Linked DNA regions of Homo sapiens: all the other regions are linked to region 2. The links are chromatin loops, found by intact Hi-C in ENCODE. Cell type or tissue: B cell. All regions are shown on one strand.

Region 1 (8,000 bases), 74 kb before region 2:
ATCCCAGCACATTGGGAGGCCAAGGTGGGAGCATCACTTGAGCCCAGAAGTTTGAGAGCAGCCTGGGCAACATAGTGAGACCCTGTCTCTACAAATGATAGTAAATTTTTTAAAATAAAATTAATAATGATACTATTTACCTCACAAAATTGTTAAAAGGATAAAAAAGGCGATGTATGTCAAAGCAATTTTAAAAGTGCAAAGCATTATACAAATAAAGTTGTACACTACCTATTTCAAGCCTTTTTATAAATTGACTACCACACATCTATCTATCTTTACTGCTCATCACTGTTCTATGGGCAATCTCTGTCCAGGTAAAATAAACTTCCTAAGATGTCATGTTTATCCTTACTTTTATTCTTGTTTATTTTATCTGCTTACGTCTTCCTCTTTAAATCCTACCCAACTGTCCAGTGAAACATGTCCTCCTACCTTAATGTCCTATTGCATGGATTAGATTTACAGCCAGCTCACCAGACCCTGGAAAGCAGTCCCACTGATCACACAGAAAATATGCAGTAAATATTTGTCAGTGGGTTGGTTTTTGTGTCAACTCTTTCTCTTTTCTTTTAATGTTTATGGCATTTTTATTAGCTTGAGAAGCCAAAGGAAATGATGTCACTGTGATGGTTGATTTTATGTGTCAACTTGACTGGGCCACGGGGTTCCCGGATATTTGGTGAAACATTATTCTGCGTGTTTCTGTGAATGTGTCTTTGGGGATTAGATTAACTTTTGAAATAGTAGACTGAGTAAAGCAGATTTTCCTCCTTAATGTGTCTGAGCCTCCTTCAATCAGCTGAAGGCTTGAATAGAATAAGAAGACTGATTCTCCCCTGATTAGAGAAGATTCCTCCTGCCTAACTCTTTGAACTGTGACATTGGCATTTTTTTTTTTTTTTACTTCAACATGAACTGAAATATTGACCCTTCTTGAGTCTCAATCTTACCACACTTTAGGCTGATCTATAACACTGACTCTCCTCAGTCTCCAGTTTTCCTTTGGAGTCACACTGGAACTACACCATCGGCTCTCTGGGGTGTCCAGTTTGCTGGCTCACCCTGCAGATCTTGAGACTTGTGAGTCTCCATAACTGTGTGAATCAATTCCTTATAATAAATGTGTTTATATAAAATATATGTACAATAAGAATATATAAAATAGGATATATGATAATTATATGCAATATTATATATGTGTGTGTATACACACACACACTACACACATGCTATGTGTTCTGTTTCTCTGGAGAACTCTAATACTTGATGCAGTGGGGCCCCTTAGGATGCTTCTTGTCAGGGTCTTTAAAATATGTAACCCACTTTTAAATATCCCACAAAAAAAGACAAAAACAAAAACAAAGCAAAAAAAAAAGACATAAAAATCTCATGATTTTAAGCCTTACAAGTGAGCTACACTCTAAGGAGGACATATATGAGACCATAAAACACTTACCAGAAAATTGGATATATGCATGAATCACAATATTGTATGTTATTTAAAGTTGAGAGGAAAAAATATGTTAGGGCACTCATCACACAACTTCACAAAGCCCAAAACAAACATTTAGTCATGGTGAGTGTATCAAGGTATGAGTATATACTGTATATCCTTCAACTCTCCCAGAAGATAACTTTGGAAATGTGTGCATAGTGTATACATTTAAATTGAGATTTTTTTTAAAAGCAATATCACTCACTAGAACTGTTAAAATATAACATTTCCATCCCACTGCATTGTACAGTTTAATATACATCCAGTGGTGAGCTCAGGTGTTGCCTTCCCAGGGGCATTATTTTTGTCTTTTGGTTATAATAAAATCTGAAGCAAAGGCTCACTTTTTGAGGGAAAAAATAGATTGCAGTATCATTATTACTATTATTTTGCTTCATAGCTCTATGGCACTGAATCTTTGATTCATACAGCTCCCCCATGTCCTTTGTACTTTCATTCTACAGTTTCGCTTTAGGACATTGGACTGAACATGGGCTTCATAAAGCAAGACTGTCTTTGGTTTTGCTCCCCATATATCTCCAGCACTTAAAATGCTGCCAGCCCATAGTAAAAGATAAACACATGTTTATGGATGAATAAATGGCAAAGTAGTGTGTAAAAAGAAGAATTTAGCAAGGCCTGTCAGGCAGATTTGCATTACAAGACAGGATTTATACTTTATCTCCTGACTTCCTGTAAATTAATAGGCCAAAGCCTTGTAAGTATTAGCATCTTAGCATGGTACTTTTAAAATTTTTTCAATTAAAACAAAGACCACAGTTTCCTCATCTGTAAGTTAAGGTGGAGTGGATGTTTAATCACCAAACACATCTGTCCCATTTTCCCAACGAACCAGCTGTCCTTCTCTTTGTGTGTTGTATTTTAGGGGCAGGGATGCACCACTCACTCATCTGCCCATGCCCCAGATGAATAGCTTCTCCCTTTCTTTCCCTTATACTTTATGCTAAGTAATACCCAATTTGTTTATATTCCTTCTCCTAAATAACTTGAATACATTCATTTCTTTTTCTCTTCTGTCTCGTTTATTCCAATCCATTTTACACACACATGCACATGCACACACACGGACATGTTAACTAATATTTAAACCCCCTGTGTATTACCCCATCCCATCTCTGTGTGATAAGGTAGAAACTCTTCAACAGACCTTAGGGGATCTTTTAATATCTGGCCCCAGATTTCATCCTTATTCTTGGATTTCTCCATCACTTTCTTCCCTGCCCCCACAACTCTAATCTCCAACTACACTGAATTACTTTTAGCTGCTTTAACCTGCTCATTCACTTGTGTTTGTGCATTCTTTTTCTTACTTCCCAGCATTTGCACATATTTCCCTCTACCTAAAACACTCTTTTCACTACTCTTTTTCTGTCTCTCACTTATTCTCCAGCACTCACCTCAGATGTTATTACCACTGGTAAATGTTAACTGACTCCACAAGGCAAGTTATTTGAAGTCTTTTTGCTTATTTTATCTCTGGGACTTAGCACATTACCTTACTTATAAAAGGTACTAATAAAATGTGTTTGAATGCATTAATTTTTACATTTTCTTTTAGCTTTATTATTTTGAGAAGATTAGGCCACTTGCTTTTTCCCTTTTTTTTCTGTTTCTTCCACTTCCTTCTTTGAATTCTTGTAAAATCTCAAAATCTCTTCCTCTTTTTTTTTTGCCTTTGCCAGCTCTTCCATTCAATGGAATTAAAGGAAATTAAGTTTATCAAATAAATCTTAATAAGTAATAGAAATTTAGCACAGTTATATTAGCTTATATTGATTGTGCATAAAGCATTTGGGATTTAAAACAGTTAATATGAATTGGTACCAAGACATTAATTTCTAATACCAGTGCTGTTGCTCAATAATAGCTGCTTATGTATCAGGTTTAGGTATATTCCTGAAAAGTCATTGTTGTCTATGCCTAGGGTGTCTCCAGCATCTCCTTTCTGAAGAGAGTAGGTAGGCTTTCCCTTTATTCCACTTTTAGCTTTCTGATTCTAAGGTGTGATTGCAATCTTACATCTTACATTTCTGACATCGGGAGAACATGTCTTCATTATTTCACTAACTCAGAAGGGGAAGGTAATAAAATTTTATTTATATTAAGCATCTTTCTACACCAAGCTCAAGGAAAGACTACTTAGAGAAAGATTTAGGGAGCATGAAACGAATGTTATCAGTCAAACTGAACAGACTTACATAGCCTGGGGGTTCTTTCCCCCTCTCATATTTATGATCCTATCCTGATCAAGGACAAAATAATACGTAGATACATTAAGTAGTTCAAGATCATATTTGAATACTTGATCCACTCACTAAATCTTATAGTTTATTACTCAGTGCAGTCCTTCTTCAGTTCTTTATGACTCAATTTCCTGATTTATAAATGTAAACTTCAAGTCCTGATAACTCAGTTAATTTCTTACAGTTTAGTAAAGCTGTCTTCATTATATATCTATTTGATAAAGCTATATGGCCCAAGATGATATTTTAAAATTGTGTATAAAAATATATGTTGTAAAAGCACCACAAATCTGCTCTTCAGAATGCCAGTTAAGTCTTTGCTATTATTTATATTCTGAGACTGGGAGAAAAGGGGAATGGGGAGGGGGTTTGGCAGTTGTTGTTTACACTAATTGACAATATCTGTCTTCACTATAAAGCAGTTAAGAATATTCATCTTTATCTCTACATTCAGAGTAAGTATAAGTATATTGGGAAAGAGGCTGTGTTAAAGAAATGGAAGGACGTAGCATATTTTCTGAGGCAATGAATAGCTTAAGTAAGGATTGTTATTATTATTCGATTAAAGTTTTCAATAGCTATGGATGCTAACATTCCATTTTTGGAACATTGTTATTTTTGGAGATAAATATTTACTTTTCAGAAAGTAATATCTTTAATGTAAAAATACCTGATTACTTTTACAGGACTTAAAATGGGGTGGAATCTCATAGGTAAGGTCAGGTGAAAGAAGAGCTCTTGTTTCTAGAGAAAGGGATTGTTTTAGGATGGAGGTGTCTTAGAGAAATGAATACAAATAGGCATTAAAAGAAAGTTTCCTTTACAAGATTCAAACTATCCCTTACCAACTCCATGAGAAACGGTTACAAATTGTTTGCAGTCCTGCATATACAAGACTGAACTTAAAATAACTTGCACTTAATAGGAAAAAAGGAAAAAAGTGGGTCTTTATTTAACAAGAATTCCAAATAAAATCAAGCACAGAAATCATATTTGAAATTACCACTAGAGGGCAGAAAATAGGGGGAAAGAATATATAATAATAGTGGATTTCAGGAATCTGAATTTTCAAGCCCCTGGAACCTCTGAAGACAACTGTAATAATAACAATAGTTAACATTTATGAGGTGCCTACTATGTGCCAAGCACAGTTGTAGAAATTGTAAATATATAATATTAATTAAATTGATGAATACACACACACACACACACTCACATATTTAATTTCACAACCATCCTATAGATAGGTACTATCAGTATCTCCATTTTGTAGATGAGGAAACTGAGGTTAAATAATTTGTGCAAGGATGTGAAGTAAGTAAATCCCCAGTCTGCACACTTAATTCTTACTTCTTCCCATGGATGAAAATCTCTTTTTTGTGTGTCATATTTTATTACAAAGTGTGTACAATCATCCTCTAACCTGTGAGAGGAAGCAAGTAGTTTCTTCTAGCATGATAAATTTCCTACCTTGCTTTTACTGCATTGTGTGGCAAGCCAGGAATTTTGGGAGCAGTCTCATATACACACCTTGGGAAACAGAAGTCTGAAAATGTATTTTATTGATGCTGCAAACTACCAGCACTATTAAGTTTTATGGACAATCTGAACTAATAAACAGGACCTGTGATGGTATCATTATTAACAATGTTAAGAAGAAGCAGAACTCAGAATGAGAGAGTAGCTGCATTAGCCAAACACTGAAGAGTTAATATCGGAAAGGAGTACTTCTGGTAGGCACTGGAAGACACTCGGTGTAGGGAGAGCAGAGACCCCAGCCTGTCAGCCAGCCACATGGCAGTGTTGGGAGGAGGGAGAAAATTAAACCAGAATGGTTAAGTCTTGATTGTTAAACCAGAGGCCCTCTGTATCCTGCTCCATTTGTAACCTCATCAGCTGTATACAAGCTAGGGCCTGGATTTTAAACCCCCGCCCCTGAGGAGACCAGAGATTGTTCCAGTGTTGTAAAAGAAAGGCAATAAACTAAAACCTAGTCAGCAGAATTAATGGACCACACAGATAAGGATCTAAAATATGCATGGCCACAATTTTCAAGAAGATGCCATCTTATTTTCAAACAAAATTCAGACTTCCTTTTTTTTTTTAAAGAAATTAGCCACTGTATTCAAAAATATACATGGAAGAATAAAGGTCTATGAATAGTTTAGTTACTTTTATTTAAAGAAAAGCAGCCAGGTGTGGTGGCTCACGCCTGTAATCCCAGCACTTTGGAAGGCTGAGGTGGGCGGATTACCTGAGGTCAGGAGTTTGAGACCAGCCTGACTAACATGGTGAAACCCCGTCTCTACTAAAAATACAAAAATTATCTGGGCATAGTGGCACGCACCTGTAATCCCAGCTACTTGGGAGGCTGAGGCAGGAGAATTGCTTGAACCTGGGAGGGGGAGGTTGCAGTGAGTCGAGATTGCACCATTGCACTCCGCCCTGGGTGACAGAGTGAGACTCCATCAAAAAAAAAATAAAAAAGAAAGAAAGAAAAGCAAGGAATGGGGACACATCTTGCTAGACACAATATAAGTACAAAGTCATGATAATAATAATAATGAAACCAGTGTGGTATTCATCACAGATGAAAGAAAGATGACATAACAGAGAGCTCAGAAATAGACACAAACATGCAGTTATAAACATGTGTGTTAATTTGATTTATAATAAAGTTGAACTATAAATGATTTGGGGAAACACAGTTTGGTAGATAGCATCAGAATATTGAAAAAATAAGTTAAGGCCATATGCCACACATTAAATTAGTGAAAAGTAGAATTATTAAGAAGGAAAAAAAATCATGAGAATATAAGTGTTACCTGGAGGTAGTGGAAAATCATGTTGAGTATGACCCTAGGAGGATAAACTATAAAGGAAAGAAGGAAGGAAGGGAGGGAGGGAGGGAGGGAGGGAGGGAGGAAGGAGGGAGAAAAAAAGAAATTATGGATTTGATTACATTACAATTAAAGGTTTATTTTAATGAAGAAATAGAGACAAAGTTAAACAGTTGTTGACTAATTCAGAAAAGATATTTACAATGTATAAAATAAATAAATATTCTAGATTGACATCTAGATTAGGGAAAGAATCCATGAAAATCAACATGGAAAAGACAGAAAATCCAGGGGGGAAGAAGAGGGCAAAGGAAAAAGTTTAAAACACTGACATTCCCAAAATTCAATACAATTTGCGGGGATATCCAGTAAGTCCTCACTTACTGTTGTCGGTAACTTCTTGGAAACTGTGACTTTAGGCAAAATGATGAATATTGGAACCAATTTTACCATAAGCTAATTGATATAAACAGGAGTTAAGTTGCTATTTCTGGCATATTTCTGGACACAAAAACATCACCAAATTTCTAAATAAAGGCCCCAAACACTTCTTATATTAAACATTGAAATAAATGTGAGCTATACATACGTATAAGAAAGATGAATAGAAACAAGTAAAGTAATTATTTACTTAATTTTTGGTGAATCAGTGAGTTACAGCAGTCATAGCGGTCATGGGTTAAATCAAAGAATAAATGTTGCAAAGTGAAAGTTTTAATCAGGACGTCCTACCACTATGCAGCTCAAAAACAATCACAAATATGGCTCCATGAGGGCTTTTGTACCTCACTGTTTATTGTCGAGCATTTGTAGGATTATTGTATAGTTTACTAATTTTTATTTTAAAATAATTTGTATTCATTCATTCATTCATTCATTTATTTTCTAACTTGCATATTCCAATTCAGGGCATGGGTGGCCAGAGTCTATCCTGGCAGGATCCAACCCTGGACAGGATGCTATTCTATCACAGGGCACACTCACATACACACCCACGCCAGCCCATCCTGGAACAACTTCGACATACCAATTAACAGAACATGCACATCTTTGGGACGTGGGAGGAAACTGGAATATCTGGAGAAAATCCATGCAAACATGGAGAGAACATGCAAATTCTGCATGGAGAGTGGTCTTGTGTGGGAATCCATTTGTTTTCTTATTACGGTTATTACAAAGTGACATTGAATTAAATGATGTTGTTCAAGGACTTGCTGTAAATGAATCTAAGAGGTGAGAAAAGTGATGGGTACAGGGATCAGGGATGAAAGGGGAAAGTCAATATCAACCAGCAAAGGGTCTTGATTGTGCTGATGATACTCTTCAGAGTATAACTAACTCAATTTTCTGCAACCAAATTTCAAAAAACTAAGAAAAATACAACAGTTTGAAATGAGG
Region 2 (8,000 bases):
CTTTCTTGTTAGTATGATGAAATTGAACCAATTTGTTACAGACAAATAAGCTTATACAGCTCTACTTGCCCAAAAAGGAATATAAGTTTTTAACAGCCAGTCACAATAGAGGTCAATGCACTTCCTCATTGATGCTTTATAAGCTGCACTGTAACTCTCATGTCAAGTTTCTTACTACTTTTGATTTGAAGTCTTCCGGTTTGTGAACTATTCTTTTGTATGTATGATAACCTGCATATTCCTTTTTTACTTGATCTGACTTTATTTTTACGCGGTCCTCCATGGTGTTTGGGTTTCTCACAGTGTGGCAGTCTCAGGATAATACCGTAGTACTTTTCACCAGGCAGCTGTCTTCTATGAGCAAGGTCTCCAAGAGAAAGGAAGTGGAAGCTCTTGTGGTCTGGAACAGAAAGCCCACACAATCTTTCTCTCTCGCTCTCTCTTTTTTTTTTTGAGACAGAGTTTTGCTCTGTTGCCCTGGCTGGAGTGCAGTGGCGCAATCTTGGCTTACCGCAAGCTCTGCCTCCTGGGTTCAAGCAATTCTCCTGCCTTAGCTTCCCAAGTAGCTGGGATTATAGGCATGTGCCACCACGCCCAGTTAATTTTTTTTTTTTTTTTTTTTTGCATTTTTAGTAGAGATGGGGTTTCACCATATTGGCCAGGCTGGTTTCGAGCTCCTGACCTTGTCATCTGCCTGCCTCAGCCTCCCAAAGTGCTGGAATTACAGGCGCGAGCCACCAGGCCTGGCCAGCCCACACAATATCTCTTCAGCAATATTCAGTAGGTTAGGGGAGTCACAGAGCCCACCCAACTCAAGGGGAGAAAACAAAGGACCCTTATTCCCCCTTTATACACTTCATGATGATGAGAGTATCAAAGTGCTTGTTGCAATATTTATTTCACCAAGGAGGAAAAGGTCAGTTTGGACCAGAAAGGTCAGAAAAAGTTATATAGGGAAGGCAGTTGATAAGCTGGTTTTAAAGGATATGGAGCATTTGAAAAAGTGGAATGTGCATAAGGCTGGAAATATCAAATATCTAAATATAGAACAGGAACAATGATGAAAAGACTTTCAAAATGCTTAGCAAAATGAGAATTATATTTCTTTCTCAACTTTTTTGTTCTAACAGCAAAAGCAACAGTGGGGATCAGCATCAACTTGGGCAAGTAAGTTTTTCTTGTCATAAATAGGCTGATTCAACTGAAAAAAAAATGTTTAAGTAAGTTCAGCTCATTTGAAGACGGGTGAATACTGTGTCTAAGGATTTTATGAGACTAACTGGGAAAAGTCAGTCAGAGTTTAGTTTGAGGTGAGAAGTGCTTAGTGTTGACACTCTACCTAATTATAGGGAAACGTGTGCAGTTAGTCCTGAGACCAGATGCAGGGTAGAAAGAAAGAGGCGTGATGTAGCAGCCATTGATTAGGCAATTTGGGTTTAGCAAGCCCAGTCAATGCCCTCAGAGGGTCAACAGTGTATACAATTTAGTCCTTGAAGGCATCTTTTAAAGTTTCATTCAAAAGATTTTAATCATTGTGACCATAATTTTCTGAGAAGAGGCTTTTCTAAGATTTGTTATTCACAGATAAATAGTTGTCTAATTTGTGTGTGTGTGTGTGTACATGTGTGCATGCGTGCATTCGTGCATGCGTGCCTATCTAGCCTTTTTTGAACACAATGACTGGCACCTGGTAGATAATATGGTTGAATGAATTGTATTATTCATATTCTCTCACTGCCAACTTGAAGAATCTACATCTGTTTCCAAAGTTTTGCGCATATAATACTAAAACAAAAACGGACATGTTTTAGTAATACGTACCAATTACAAATTAACCATTCCTGCCTGGAATAAGCATAGGTTTTGTTAAATAGTTCAATTTTCAAAATTTGTCTCTTATGTTATTTCCAATCCTTTTTTTTTTTTTTAACGCTGATATATTTTGAATTTACGAATGTGAAAGCTGAACTTCAAAAAATAAAGGGAGAGGAAACAAAGCTCGTGAAAAATATTTAAAATATCTTTTAATGCGTTATAACATCCTGGAGAGAAATCAAATCAATGTGTTTCAATGTTACAACATAGATTTCTCCTCCCCTCCCGGATAAAGCACTAATTTATTTAATTTGGTTCAGAGCACTGAATATTCCAAGCTACAGCCTCGTGGGTAAGAGATAGCATTATCTTAAACAGTGTTCGGATTTAACAAAGGTCAACGTCTTGTGCAGTTTACATAGCATCTACTCTCAGTAGCTTTTGCTTCTTGAGCTCTACGTGGCTCCTCAGAAGCTGTTAGGCTTAACAAACAAAAATAAAGTAAAATCAGATACGGTATGGGGCCTTGGGACACTGAAACCTTCATCCGTAGAAAATCAGTTAAGTCTTCACAGGCTAGAAGAGAGGGTGTGTGTGATTAGTAGGCAAAGCAAAGAAAGATCAGTACAAGTTGTCTGGCAGCTGGATAAAACCTTACACCTGCGCAAAAATAAGCCTCCCTCATAAGAAAGCCCAAAGATGTCCGGGGTCGGGGAGGAGGAAAGTGTCTCTCATCTGTCCCATCAACGAAAATTAGTGAAATCTGCCTCAGATGAAGTGCAAAGGCCAGTCTGCAGGGATAGTTTCAACCTCTCCCCACGCGATGGGCTACACATCACCTGCCCAAGCTCTCTCCCGACCTGCTAGAGCCTAGAGGGCGGAGGCCGGAGAGGCTGCAGCCGGGAGTAGCACCGCACATCCGGGAACGCCAGCAGCGGGCTGAGGGCTGCATAACTGATGGAAGGCCGGGCGCGGTAAGAGCGTCTCGGGGAGTAGGGCAAGGCGGCCGGGCCCCTCCCATTCCGCCTTTTCTTCAGCGTCCTGCCCGCGGCACTGGCTGCGGGTGCCGGGCCACCTGCGAGTGTGCGGAGGGATTCCGGACACCCGCGGCGGCGAGCTGAGGGAGCAGTCTCCACGAGAACTGAGGCGGACCCTCTGGCGCCATGCGCGCCCTCCCCGGCCTGCTGGGGGCGAGGGCGCCTACGCCCCGGCTGCTTCTCCTCCTCCAGTGCCTTCTCGCCGCCGCGCGCCCAAGCTCGGCGGACGGCAGTGCCCCAGGTGTGATGGGTACAGGGGCCAGGGTAGGGAGGGCGGAGGGCGCGCGAGGCTCGGGTCCCCGCGGGCAGAGGGCATCGCTGGCGCTCCGGGCAGGGTTGGCGGGGAGAGGCGCGGGGATGCTGGTGAGGGCGGGTGGCGAGAGTCGGCGGCAGCCTCCCATTGGCTACGTTTGTGTCACCTGAGCTGAACCCTGGAACTGGTGCCGCTCGCGCTCCCGCGCTCTTTGGGGGCGAGTCTTAAACAAACAGCGCCCCGCGAGTCGGGCGCGTAGGTATCAGGGCAGAGTCTGGTGTTTCCTAGGAAGACGGCAGTGGGGTGTGTGGGTGGATGCAGGGACCAGATAGCGATTTGGCTTGTGCAAATGTGGCATGAATTTTGAAAGCCACATTTCCCCAAGGCCTACTCCCTTTTCTTGATTCGAGAGTGAGGCTCGAGTATCAGCTCCTTCCCTCCTTTTGTCAGGTGGGTTGGCTTTGAGGAATTTTTTTTTTCTTTTTTCTTTTTGAGACGGAGTTTTGCTCTTGTTGCTCAGGCTGGAGTGCAATGGCGTGATGTCGGCTCACCGCAACCTCCTCCTCCCGAGTTCAAGCGATTCTTCTCTCTCAGCCTCCAGAGTAGCTGGGATTACAGGCATGCGCCACCAAGCCCGGCTAATTTTACATTTTTAGTAGAGACGGGGTTTCTCCACATTGGTCAGTCTGGTCTCTAACTCCCAACCTCAGGTGATCCGCCCGCTTCGGCCTCGCAAAGTGCTGGGATTACAGGTGTGAGCCACCTCACCTTGCCGAGGATGTTTTTTTAGAGCTGAGCGGGGGAAAAAACATCATAACCAACTAGCCAACCAAAGATCCACAACTTAAAGGATAACGTGTGTGTATCTTCATTTTACACCGTGGTCTTTGAAAACAAAATGTGTGTGTGCGTGTGTGTGTGTGATTTTTGCTTGTTTTATTATTTAAGACACTTTGACAGAGGGATTATATGCAAAACATTACCAAAGCCAACACGAAATTTGCCATTGTACCTTCACCTGTTTATAATTACTTTTCATATTGAAAGGATTCCATCCAACCTATTGCAAGTTTCTGTGTCATAACTGTTAACAGCCAGTAAGGGTAATAAAACACCACCTCTCAAGTTGGTAAATATTGGCCACCAGTAACTAAAATTGGGACATTATTCTGCAAAAAGTTTTCAAACTCTCATGGGAATTTATTTTCATGGGCTTGTAATATGTGGAATTTTTGTAACACACCATAGAGAAAGAAGGATAATCAAAAGGTAAGACTATTAATTTTTATAAATGCCTTTTAAAAGGTCTAGTTGTTAACAACTTGGACAGAACATCTTGGGTTGCTTCAGTTCTAAATTTCCTTGTGCCATATCTCTTTTCCATAATACCACTTATAAAGAATGGTCCAGGCCTGTAATCCCAGCACTTTGGGGTGCTGAGGTGGGAGGATGGCTGGAATCCAGGAGTTCAAGACCACCCTGGGCAAAATAGCAAGGTCCCTTATTTATTTAAAAAAAATTTTTAAAGTGCGGTTGTGGTGATGTACACCTGTAGTCCCAGGTGCTTGGGACGCCAAGGCAGAAAGATTGCTTCAGCCCAAAGTTTGAGGCTGCAGTGAGCTATGATGATGATGGTGCCAGTAAGCTCCAGCCTGGGTGACAGCGCAAAACTGTCTCAAAAAAAAAAAAAAAAAAAAGAAAAAAAAAAGAAAAAGAAACAGAATTGCCCAGTTCATTTTTCCCCCTTCTGGGTATCTCCAATTCTTCTATCCCTGGTTCATCTCAGAGTATTGCGGTTCTGAGAACCAGTGCATTCTGGATTCATTGTAGAACTTTGATTCTCTACTTGACTGTATGTCAGAATCACCAGAGAGCTTGAAAAATCCTGATACCTGGATCTTTCCCTACAAAACTCTGGTTCGTTTGGCTTGGGATTCAGTGTGGGCATTAAGAAGTTTTATCAGCTCCCCATGTAGCTTTAAATGTGATTTTGAGCTGGTTAAAAACCACAGCTTTAAAATGATATGGCCTAGAGAGTGCACTGTTAGATAAATACTTATTCCATAGGCATCACGGTTAAGTTGATATGCAGAGAAGATCTCTAAAGAGAGAGAGAAAAAAAGGTAGGAAACAAATGAAAGTGGAATAAATGAAGGTGTATATCAATAAGATGAATGGGGGAGGGGATGTCCCTCTATGTATATGGTATAAGTTCTGTCCTTTTAGCTCCACTTAAGCTAAAATTGTGGAACAATGTACAAGACAAAAGTTATGAAGTTAGCATCGAATTTAAGCCAGAATTAAAAATTGTCAGGCACTCTCAGCTTGTTTTCTAGATTCGGTATTGATCTCTGCAAAATTCAGTTTTCTCTTTGCAAAAGGATATTGTGAGGTTTACTGGATATTTTTTACCTAGATGTATAGACCTACACACTTGGACATAGGTTTTCTGTTAACCTAAGACTTTGAGTCAAATTTTAATAATAAGAATAGTTATAAATGTATAGCCCTACGAGTTAGCATTTTTTTTAGTTCCAGCTGAAAAAAAATAGAATTGTCCAGGACATTTTTCTCCGTTCTGGGTATCCCCAATTCTTCTATCCCTGATTCACCTTTCAAAATTCATCTCAGAGTATTGCAGTTCTGAGAACCTCTGCACTCCTGGGGAATTCTCACTCTTTTGCTCAGGCTGGAGGGCAGAGGCACATTCACAGCTCACTGCAGCCTTGACCTTCTGGGCTCAAGATGAAGAAATCGGGGCTTAGTTTAATAATTGCCCAAGTACACATACTTAGTTAAGCAGCAGAGCGGGAAATTTGGCATTGGTCCATCCAGTACCTGTTTGCTTAAACACAGTGCTTAAACACAATATCCAGTTGTCTCTCTGAGTTAATTGGAAATGTCTGTGAAAGTTCAGAACTACTGACAGCATAGCCTACGCATTTAAATGTCTGATTTGCACTGAATGACATGCTGACACGGTTTGAGTCCTGGAATAAAATTAGGTACAGGGACTCTTCTAAGGTTTTTTGATTAAATAAGACATGTAATATATCTTTGTAAAGGATACATCAGTGGGAATTTTTAAATATCATTATTATTACTATTACATGGCACAAATTGGAGAAATGGGTCATGTTTATCTTTTGAAAAATGTTTGCAGTAGAATCATTTTAAATGATCCTTTTAACTTCCATAGGACGTGGCTTTTGCATTCCCTTTATGAACCCCCTTCCCTACTAAACCCTCACCCCAAACACAGTAGCTTTCTAGTAATAAATATTTTTGAAGCAAATATTATTCTAGCACCCACATATGTCTGACATTGTTAGCCCATATCTCAGTAGAACATGCTAGCAGTTTTTTACCTTTAAGGACATTTAAAGGGGTTCCCACTGGACAAATCTGGGACAAATTGAGCATCAAATAAATAATAATATTAGTGGATTGCAACTCATTTAATAATATGGGAATTCATGAGTACCAACTGATGTAAACTAAAAAAGGAGTCAATGAAAAGTTTGATGGGATACAAAGTACTGAAGATTCAAAGTAACTCTTCAGAATGTGCTTATTAGTATCAAGGGCAAAAGAGTAACTTTATGGTGGAGAAGCTTGGCAGACAACACTTTGATCAAATGATCAAAGACCAAAATCTGTTTAAAGGGAACAGATTAACCATAAGCCTACCTTTATTTATTTATTTATTCATTCATTCATTCATTTAATTTTTGAGACAGGGTCTCACTCTGTCATTCAGGCTGGAGTACCAAGGCACACTCATGGCTCACTACAGCCTTGACCTTCTGGACTCAAGGGATCCTCCCACTTCAGCCTCCCACATGGCTGGGACTACAGGCATATGCCACCACACCCGGATAATTTTTGTATTTTTTGTAGAGATGGGGTTTCACTACGTTGCCTAGGCTGGCCTTGAACTCCTAGGCACAAGCGATCTTCCTGCCTTGGCCTCCCAAAGTGTTGGGATTATAGGCAAGAGCTACTGTGCCCAGCCTAAGCCTACGTTTAATAGTGATGTTTGTGATGCATGAACATCTTTACCCTAAATTTATCATCACAAAAAAATCATATGTTTAAAACATTTGTTAAGAATTAGGGCAACTGACTCTTCCTCATCTTCTGTCACCCTCATTCTCTTCCCTCCTCCCTCTCATCTTTCCCTCGATAGATCCTATAGTTATTTGGTGGGGAAGAGCAAGGAGACATCCTCACTAAGTGGGTGGAGCCCAAGGGGCCCAGATCAGGATATCTGAGGCTGACCTTGGTAAGGATGGCATCCAGGCAAGAGGGCAGCCTGGTATGGAGTATTAGGGCCTGAGCACAGTGAATGGGTGCTCCTGCAGCGGGCAGCTTGACACAGGGTCCCAGAGTTCAGCAAGTTAACAAGGCTTTTGTGCAGGAGCAGCAGATGGGTGATGTTTGATCCCAAACACGATGTGGAGGAAAGCATGTAGGAGGGTCAGACCAGCGATGGAGGTTGGAGCCTGAGTGGGTAAGGAGACATCTCTGTGGGGACAGGTGTGGCAGTGGCAATGAGAGTTTAGCAATATACAGGGTGACTGATCAAATAATTAAATCTAGGAAAGATAATAGGATCTAGGTTTTTCACTAGAGAAGAATGAAATAAAGATAGAGAAAAAGTAGAATGAACCCTGTGGTGTTGGATTGCAGTTGGCAGTATCCATGGGAATCCATGACATTAAATCCCTATCTCTTTACCTATGTCTATATAGGTATATAGATTTAAACAAGTATATGTGTAAATATATGTATCATGAATACATATCATGCATATCATATACATAAATATATATGATATACATTATAAGTTGTATGTGTATATGAATATGTGCACATGTATTCTTAGCAGTGAT
Region 3 (8,000 bases), 61 kb before region 2:
GGTTTTGGGGCTTTTGGACTTGGACTGAGCCACTACCAACTTCTCTCTTCTTCAGCTTGCAGAATGCCTATTGTGGGATTTCACTTTGTAATCATGTGAGCCAATTCTTCCTAATAAACTCCCTTTTATATATACATATATCCTATTGGTTCTGTTCCTCTGGAGAACCCTGACAAATTACAGATGGGAAAATGTGTGTTAGGCAGTGGAAGCAAGGAAGGAGCAGGAAAAATTGGGCCAAATTAGAGACAAACTCAGTACTATTAAATTTCCTTTAAGAAATTCATATTACAGATGTATATAAGTAGGCAACTAAACCAATCATATTGGACCTTCAGAAGTTTCAATAAAATGCCATAGAAACATGATAGTGGGAACCTCTCACCCTTGAAATAAATACTTATTTTAAAAGGCCTAAAATGCTGTTGTTGGCCAGTTGTGGGGGCTTATACCTGTAATCCCAGCAATTTGGGAGGGTGAGGCGGGATCGCTTGAGTCCAGGAGTTTGAGACCAACCTGGGCAACATGGCAAACCTCTGTCTCTACAAAAAATAGAAAAAAATAGGCAGGCATGGTGGCGTGTGCCTGTAGTGCCAGCTACTTAGGAGGCTGAGGCAGGAGGATCATTCGAGCCCCGGAGGTCGAGGCTGCAATGAGTTGTGATCACACCACTGTACTCCAGCGTGGGCAACAGAGTAAGACCTTGTCTCAAAAAAGCAAAAACAAAAACATGGAGTTATCTTCTTTGGTATTATATCTGGTTTTGAACAGTTTGGTACAACTTTTATATGAGCTGATAAGTCATATTTTTCATTCAAAAAATTATTCAAATATTTACTTTTGTTCTATTAAGTAAATATTTTTAATACTGATTTATTTATTTTCATTATTTCTCTCTTTTATCTAGTATTAATTTTTTTGTCATATAATATGCCTGGAGGGAGGGAGAAAAACGGGGGAAAGAAGATGGAGGGAAAAAGGGATGAAGGGAAGGAAGGAGGGAAAAATTTTACATTTTCTTCCCAAAGATTCTGATTAAGTAGATCTGAATTAGACTGTACTTACAACTGTGCTTGTAAGACATTTCAAAAATTGATTTTGATGGGCAACAGGTTGGAGAACTGTCAACTAGAGGACATGGTAATGAATTGATGGTCAAATGAACATGCCCAAAACTATAAAAAATACTATCTGTGAGTCTGGTATAAGCCACTAATCTACTATTTGAATATTAGTGACACCTACAGTTGGGATTGCACCAACAAACATCTGTCCTGGTCTGGATCACATTTTACTGCTGTCCTCTGTTTCACCTGTAAATCAAATACCAGTAAATATTCTGACTTGATGGGTGTTCAGCAAACCGCTGTTTTTGAAAAGATGTTGATGTTATAATTTTATAGTTTCTTAATGTCTTTGTCTGCAATTAAAACAATGTGGAGTCACCAAGAGTTTATCAATTTATCAATTATTTTGCTGTTGATCCATTTATTTTCTGTGTTAATCAGATCATAAGCTTATAAATACAATAGTATACATGAGAGAAATGTATCAACAAGGGTTGCTCTTAAAAAAAAAGAATATTGTGAAAACTGGGTAGGTATGGGGTAGTAATGAGGAGAAGGATCTCTTCAAAGGCAATAGAGGTGGCTCAAAATTGGAAGTTAATTTCCATATTCTCACACCCTCGCCTCTGTTCCAACACCAAGATAAAATGCTGCTGGCTGCTTATCTTCACAGATACTGTCAGCTTTTAGAGTTGTGCTATTTGTCACTATTTCTCACATCAAGAATAACCTGGACTATTGCTCTGAATTATTCCATAACAAAATGTAGAAGATAGGAAAAGTCTAAGAAAAACAACTATACAAAATCTGAAGTCACAAAAATTTTCAAAGTCAATACTGACTTGAATACAATGTAGAAGTGTTTAAGAAGAACATTATGTACTCTGAGTCTTGATTTTTAAGCCAAATTATTACAGTTGGTTATAATGTTAAAATTATACCTAGCTCCAGTGGTTACATTTTGAGATGCCTTTATTTTCAGTGGTTTAACATTATTTTCTAGTAAAATATCTTTAAAAATCAACCAATATGAGTGCTTCACTAATATGTAGTTTTCAAACTATTGTGTATTTTTGCTTTGCCTTGTTTGGGCACATAGTTTGATTTAAGAAAGGAGTTGAATTAAGCTCAGGTTTTGATCTTAGCCTGAGAAGGTTAGAGTTCAGATGGAACAGCCACTGTTATTTGAAAGGATTATGTTGCAATTTTAGTACCACTACAGGATTCATATGCAGAAAAGTTCTGATAATTTTGAAGTAGTATACATAGTTTCATATTTTAAAGAGTGATACACACTGAATTGTGTTATTTTGTGAGGAATCTGGACTTTTAGTCAAATATTTCTAATATTTCTAATTTCATTTTTTGTGTATACATATTTATTAAATTGAAAATTTTGTCATATACATGAATTTGAAATTATATATATATGAACATATACATACATATGTATGTGCATTTGTGTATGACTTGAAATGAATTTGTGTATTTTAGGGCAATCTCATGTGCTTTCCATGCCATGAGGGCATTACTGTTCTGTTCTTTGAAATTTTCTGAATATTCTTTTCTGCAGACAAAATGGGATTGAGGAAAATACTCTAGACAAAGTACAATAAAGCATTTTAGAGACTAATTATAATTTAGTCCAGTAAAAGGTAGAAAATAGATAACTACAAATAATCCTAAAACCTGATGTGCAATAGTATGCGATTATCTTAATATAATGTTGATGAAATTCCCCATTAGATGGGAATATAGGGAAAATACAATTTTATATTCCAAATACATTTATATACAATGCAGAATGTAGCAGTATAGCTATTTGATGGATATATGTAATATAGAAAGTTAAATATTATAATTTTGATAACATAGTTTTGCATTTACTTCCCTTAAATTTAGTAGTAGATATATAAAGTGCAGAGCCTACCTAATAGGGAATAATCAGTAATTGCATATATGACACACACATGCTTGAGTGCACACACAGACACACACACACACACACACACCTCCACAGTGTAAGAACCAGGCTGTATTTGCAACCTTGGGAAATTTAAACTTCAGAGAAAAATGTGGCTGTTTCTGTCAAATAAACAATAATTGTGAGTGCAGAGAGGTTAATCCAGTCAGGTACCAATGCTCGTGAAATGGTGTAGAAAGTGAATAGAATAGTGTAAATTATGGAATAAAGCAAATTCCACTAAAGAGCTTATTTAGTAACAGATTATCAAGAGTCCATCTTCTTTTCTGCCTTTCTCTTTCTCTTCCTTTATATATAAAAGATGTTGCCTATCTTCCCATCTATAAAGTTGAGTTGTTTAGAGAAGTGAAACTGAAAGGCAGAAGTCTAGAATTTCCCCAAGGAGTAATAGCTCATTTCAAACTACGCCACTTCAAAGATAAATGACTGTTGAAATAGGAAACATAAGTAGTGTAAGGCCATCAATGGGTAAAATCAGTTATTTGAAATTACTCTAGAAGTTGCAAAACTTTAGCTTCTAAGATGAGATAAGGGTTAATTAAGAATTTTTTTTGCTATTTATTTATGGAGCTATTTCTGGTAATATTTTAAAGTAAAAATGTTTAACTTTTAATATCACATTTTTTACAGTTTCTAAAGTTTTATGAATTCTATAGTTTTATTGTTTCTAAAATTTTATTGTCTTGTTAAATAAAGACCCACTTTTTTCCTTTTTTCCTATTAAGAATTAAACATTAAACATTCTTTAAAGAATGTTTTATTTACTAAAAATAAAGATTCTGTAAAAAACTTATAGATGGCATATATAGTAATCATAAGCAAAAGATAAATTTTAGTTCTGCCAACCTGAGAGAAATTTAAATTAGCCTTTCAAAATGCATTCATTTTCAGTTTTAGAGAAAAAGTTGAATAAGTAAATGGATGTATGTATGCATATGTTTGTGTATGTGTGCCAGTGTGTATACCCAAAGTGTCTGTGTGTTTTAGTGCTCACTCTCAAATATATGACATGAATCATTCAGCGACATATTTAACTCTATACATGAGTAACTTTAATATCTTTCTTTGAAATCTTTTGAATCGTATCTAATAAATATAGAAATTCAATGCATGTTTATTATATATGCATTATAATATTTTAAATATTAATGTTCCAAATAATCTATATTAATAAATGCTGGATGAAATAATGCATCTCTTGGGAATCAACACATGTGAACTATTAGTCATCATCTGTCACTTTCAAATAACGTTTTTCCATTCTCTAAATCAGTGGCTTCCAAAGTGATTTGTATGTATTTCAGGGGATGTTCTAGAATGTTGTTTAGAGTGCAAGAAAAAAAATAGAATTTGCATTTGGATGTATTTTTGTCTAAAAAATACAAAGTAAGTCTTTAGTAGTTAATTTAATATTTAATATGTTCACATTTTCATCTTTATTACTTGAATCCATAAATAATGATTCTTAAATCATTATTATTATTATTATTATTATTATTAGGCACATTGCTACCTGGAATAAGGACTAAATTTATCTTCTTTCCTTGCAGCTAGGTGATGATATTCTGATCTATGAGATGCAAGAAGATGTGATGTGTGGGACATCCATGAAAACTGATTAATGAGACCTGACACAAATTAGAGATCAAGCCCACTACGACCACCACCATTTTTCTCTTCTATCCTATTTTTTTGTGACCTCTAGCATGACCATGATGCCAAGATCTCTAGCAGCCACATAGTGACCTGAGGTAAATCTGAGTATGAAAATCATGTGCCAGGATGGTGTAGAAAGAGGGTTTTGGATCCTATTGACAATGGAAAGTTGGTCTTCCTACCTCTGAACCTCTTTATGTAAGAGAAGTAACCTGAGTTTTAAAAGCCATTATTATTTCCATTTTCTCTGCTGATGCAGACAAACACAAGTCCTAATTTTATAGAGACCTAATACGTTCTGGACCTCAGAAAGAGATTCCTGGAGGAAATGTTGTTTTCAACCACTAACTCTGCTAATTTCAGGCCAAGTGAGGCATTATATAGACAGTCTGACCACTGCCACAGTTGCATACGTTCTAAATTTGAAATAAATCCCTTACTCTGTATCACTTATAGTGGATCTGCTTCTCTGATAAAACCCTCACTAAGACAATTATCATCCACTGTTTGTTTTTCCTGTGGTAAGTATATCATTGCTGTATAAAAATAACCTTTTAATTATTAACTCAGTTGGCCCAGTTTAGCATCTTTTCCATCTTCCATTCTCAATTTGATAATTACCATCTTTCATAATAATTATCCTTCAGGTTTCACAATACATGTATGTTGAATGTTAAGGCTATTCTTCATTGATATTTACACTTTGACTCCATGGTGAGAGAAGCTGCAGTATCTGAGAAATAAATAATTTGTATGTGGGAGGTGTGATTTTACAGCTAGATTATAGCTCAGTTTCTAGTTCTTTCTTTTAGAGAGATTTCTCTTGGTCATCTTTATAGAGGTATGAAGATATTTAGTTTTACTGTTATTATATTAACATTTTAAAAAGCAGCTTTCTACAAGGTATGGCATCAGGTGGAATTATTCTTGCTGTGCTCTCAAATAATCTCCATGCTAAGTTTTTGGGCCTCACTGCAGCCCCTGAACACGTATGTCTCTCTGTACCTCCTCTGTATGATGTAGTGAATTTTTTGGACCTTTGAATCACACACAGGCTTTCTTGGCTGTTTTATACCAAAGGACTTTCACTAAATTCCTAAGAAAAATTTAGCACAGCCGATGCTGTTTTCCAATGCCAACCTTGGAGTTTGCAATTTGCCCAGACAAAAATACCATAGCTGATGGTGATGATGATGTCAATATTTTTTTAAAATACAATTTAAAAAATGGTTCAACATAAATTATCTCATTTAGTCCCCTGAACAACCTTGTGATGTGATTTTGAACAGGAATATCAAGACCTCAGGATCTGGCATCAAATTCTGGGGTTTGAATATTATTTCTATCACAAACTATTTATATTACTGCTTATATGTAAGTGACAACCTTTCTATTCCTTATTTTTTCCACTTGTAAAATCAGAAAAATGACAATGATGAGAGCACCAAACTTATGAGCTTGCGAAGATTAAATGTGTGTATGGGTTTTTATCAGTTTGAGAGACATTATATTTCCATTTGTTGTCATTCTGTCCCTTCCATCAGGGTAGGACCTTTCTTCAGTGCATTACTTTGTCCCCTGAACCTAGAATGGTACCTGGAATATCATTGGTGCCCAATAAGTACTTGCTGAATAAATGACTGAATAAATAAATGTAATCTGTCAATATTTTCATCTGAAGATATGATATCTGTTTTTTACCTTATTTTTTCAATCATCCGAAAGGTAGTATGCACATTTGAAAGGTAGTCATTGTTATTTTCTTACACCAGTACTTGCACTTTTACAATATGTAGCAATAATCATAAGCAAAGTATCATGACAGAGTGAGAATAAACTTAAATCTGTAATTGCAATTTTTCTTCACCGTGGCCTCCATTGTTTGTCATGTGTCTTGGCTACGTCAGGATGGAAAGCATTGCTTTTTTCTATTTACAGGACCAGAATTAAATCCATGTTTCTTGGCTGACCATTTGGTTAGTTTTTGTTTGTTCATTTGTTTTTTCATGAAATGTTCATGGTGGTTGGGCTGGAATAGGTATAGCATTTTATTTATTTATACTCAGCTGAAACTAAGAGAAATATTTCAGACCAAGAAGTGGGGACAAGAGCAATACTTGTGTAATAATACGATGTACCATTTTACATTATTTGGAAGTGCTGATGCCTGCATCTATAGCATCAGTCAAGAAAGAGAGGTAATGAAAGAGATTTCAAATGAATATCAGATAGGCTTTAGTATTACATAGGATAAGACAGACAGGATTGGTCAGGGTATGCTGGAAAAGATTTTTTATCTTATTTTATTGGCTTTATTTAAATTTTTTTTTTTTTCCCAGCTGGAAATCTATTTATTTATTTTTCTTCAGTGTTACAATGAAACAACATTGCTTTATTTAAATTTTATAAAAATTCAAACCATACAGTACTTTATAATAAAATTGACTGCCTTTGGCTACTCTATCTCTATTTCCAGTGCAACTGTGGAAGTGGCACTGACAGATATGGTTTTAGCTACTTAGAAATTTTTCTAGACACACACACACACACACACACACACACACACAATTTATATGCAAAATGCTCATATGCATGTCATATTTTTTCTTTATTCAGCAAGTTATAGTGGATATTCTTTTATAGCATACGTAGCAATGGACTTCTCTTTTTAAAGACTGCCTAGAATTCTGTAGTTATAATACAGTCATTCATGTAACTAATTCTCTAAAAACAAGCCAGATGATATTTACTAAGAACTTACTATGGGTCAGGCACAGCTCTAATAGTCTAATCTCATCTAATCTCAATACGTTCATGAGTTAGGAATGGTTGTTATTCCCATATGTTCCCAATGAGGAAACTGAAGCAGAGAGTTTAAATAATGTGCCCTAATTTACAGAATTATTAAACTGGTACTGGAATTATGCAAAGATAATCAGGCATCAGAGTTTGTGATGTCAACTGTTATGTGATACTGCAATAAACGTTGTATAAACCTCTGTAAACTAGTGTGACATGGTTTGGCTGTGTCCCCACCCAAATCCCATCTTAAATCGTAACTCCTACAATTCCCACCTGTCATGGGAGGAACCTGGTGGTAGGTGATTGAATTATGGGGGTGGGTCTTTCCTGAACTGTTCTCGTGATAATGAATGAGTCTCACGAGATATGATGGTTTTAAAAACAGGAGTTTCTCTGCACAAGCTCTCTCTTTGCCTGCCACCACCCATGTAAGATGTTGACTTGCTCTTTCTTGCCTTCTGCCATGATTGTGAGAACTTCCCACTCCTGTA

The links. A loop is a pair of places that touch in the nucleus more often than their neighbours do. Peaks named below come from ENCODE experiments on the same cell type or tissue, not always from the same donor. Only the 100,000 strongest peaks of a DNase experiment are listed, where the experiment ranks them.
Region 1: a loop joins it to region 2, with 11 times the contacts of the local background. A loop is called at or near these places in 15 of 110 quality-filtered maps.
Region 3: a loop joins it to region 2, with 4 times the contacts of the local background. A loop is called at or near these places in 19 of 110 quality-filtered maps.

What each region holds. Positions count from the first base shown.
Region 1 is chr1:121,442,726-121,450,725 of GRCh38, forward strand. All of the region lies in intron 1 of LINC02798 (long intergenic non-protein coding RNA 2798), which reads left to right. Among named protein-coding and RNA genes, the nearest start is that of SRGAP2-AS1, 49 kb to the left of the region's middle. In B cell, CTCF peaks have their summits at 4,788 (motif pointing right) and 4,992; no DNase peak of the experiment used is centred here.
Region 2 is chr1:121,516,367-121,524,366 of GRCh38, forward strand. It overlaps the pseudogene EMBP1. Among named protein-coding and RNA genes, the nearest start is that of SRGAP2-AS1, 120 kb to the left of the region's middle. In B cell, no CTCF peak of the experiment used is centred here; DNase peaks (open chromatin) are centred at 285 and 3,275; H3K4me3 peaks cover 2,311 bases; H3K27ac peaks cover 2,620 bases.
Region 3 is chr1:121,455,418-121,463,417 of GRCh38, forward strand. It overlaps LINC02798 (long intergenic non-protein coding RNA 2798), which reads left to right. Exons shown (of 2, transcript XM_047438024.1): 2 at 4,602-7,712. Among named protein-coding and RNA genes, the nearest start is that of SRGAP2-AS1, 62 kb to the left of the region's middle. In B cell, no CTCF peak of the experiment used is centred here; a DNase peak (open chromatin) is centred at 3,414; H3K4me3 peaks cover 419 bases; H3K27ac peaks cover 834 bases.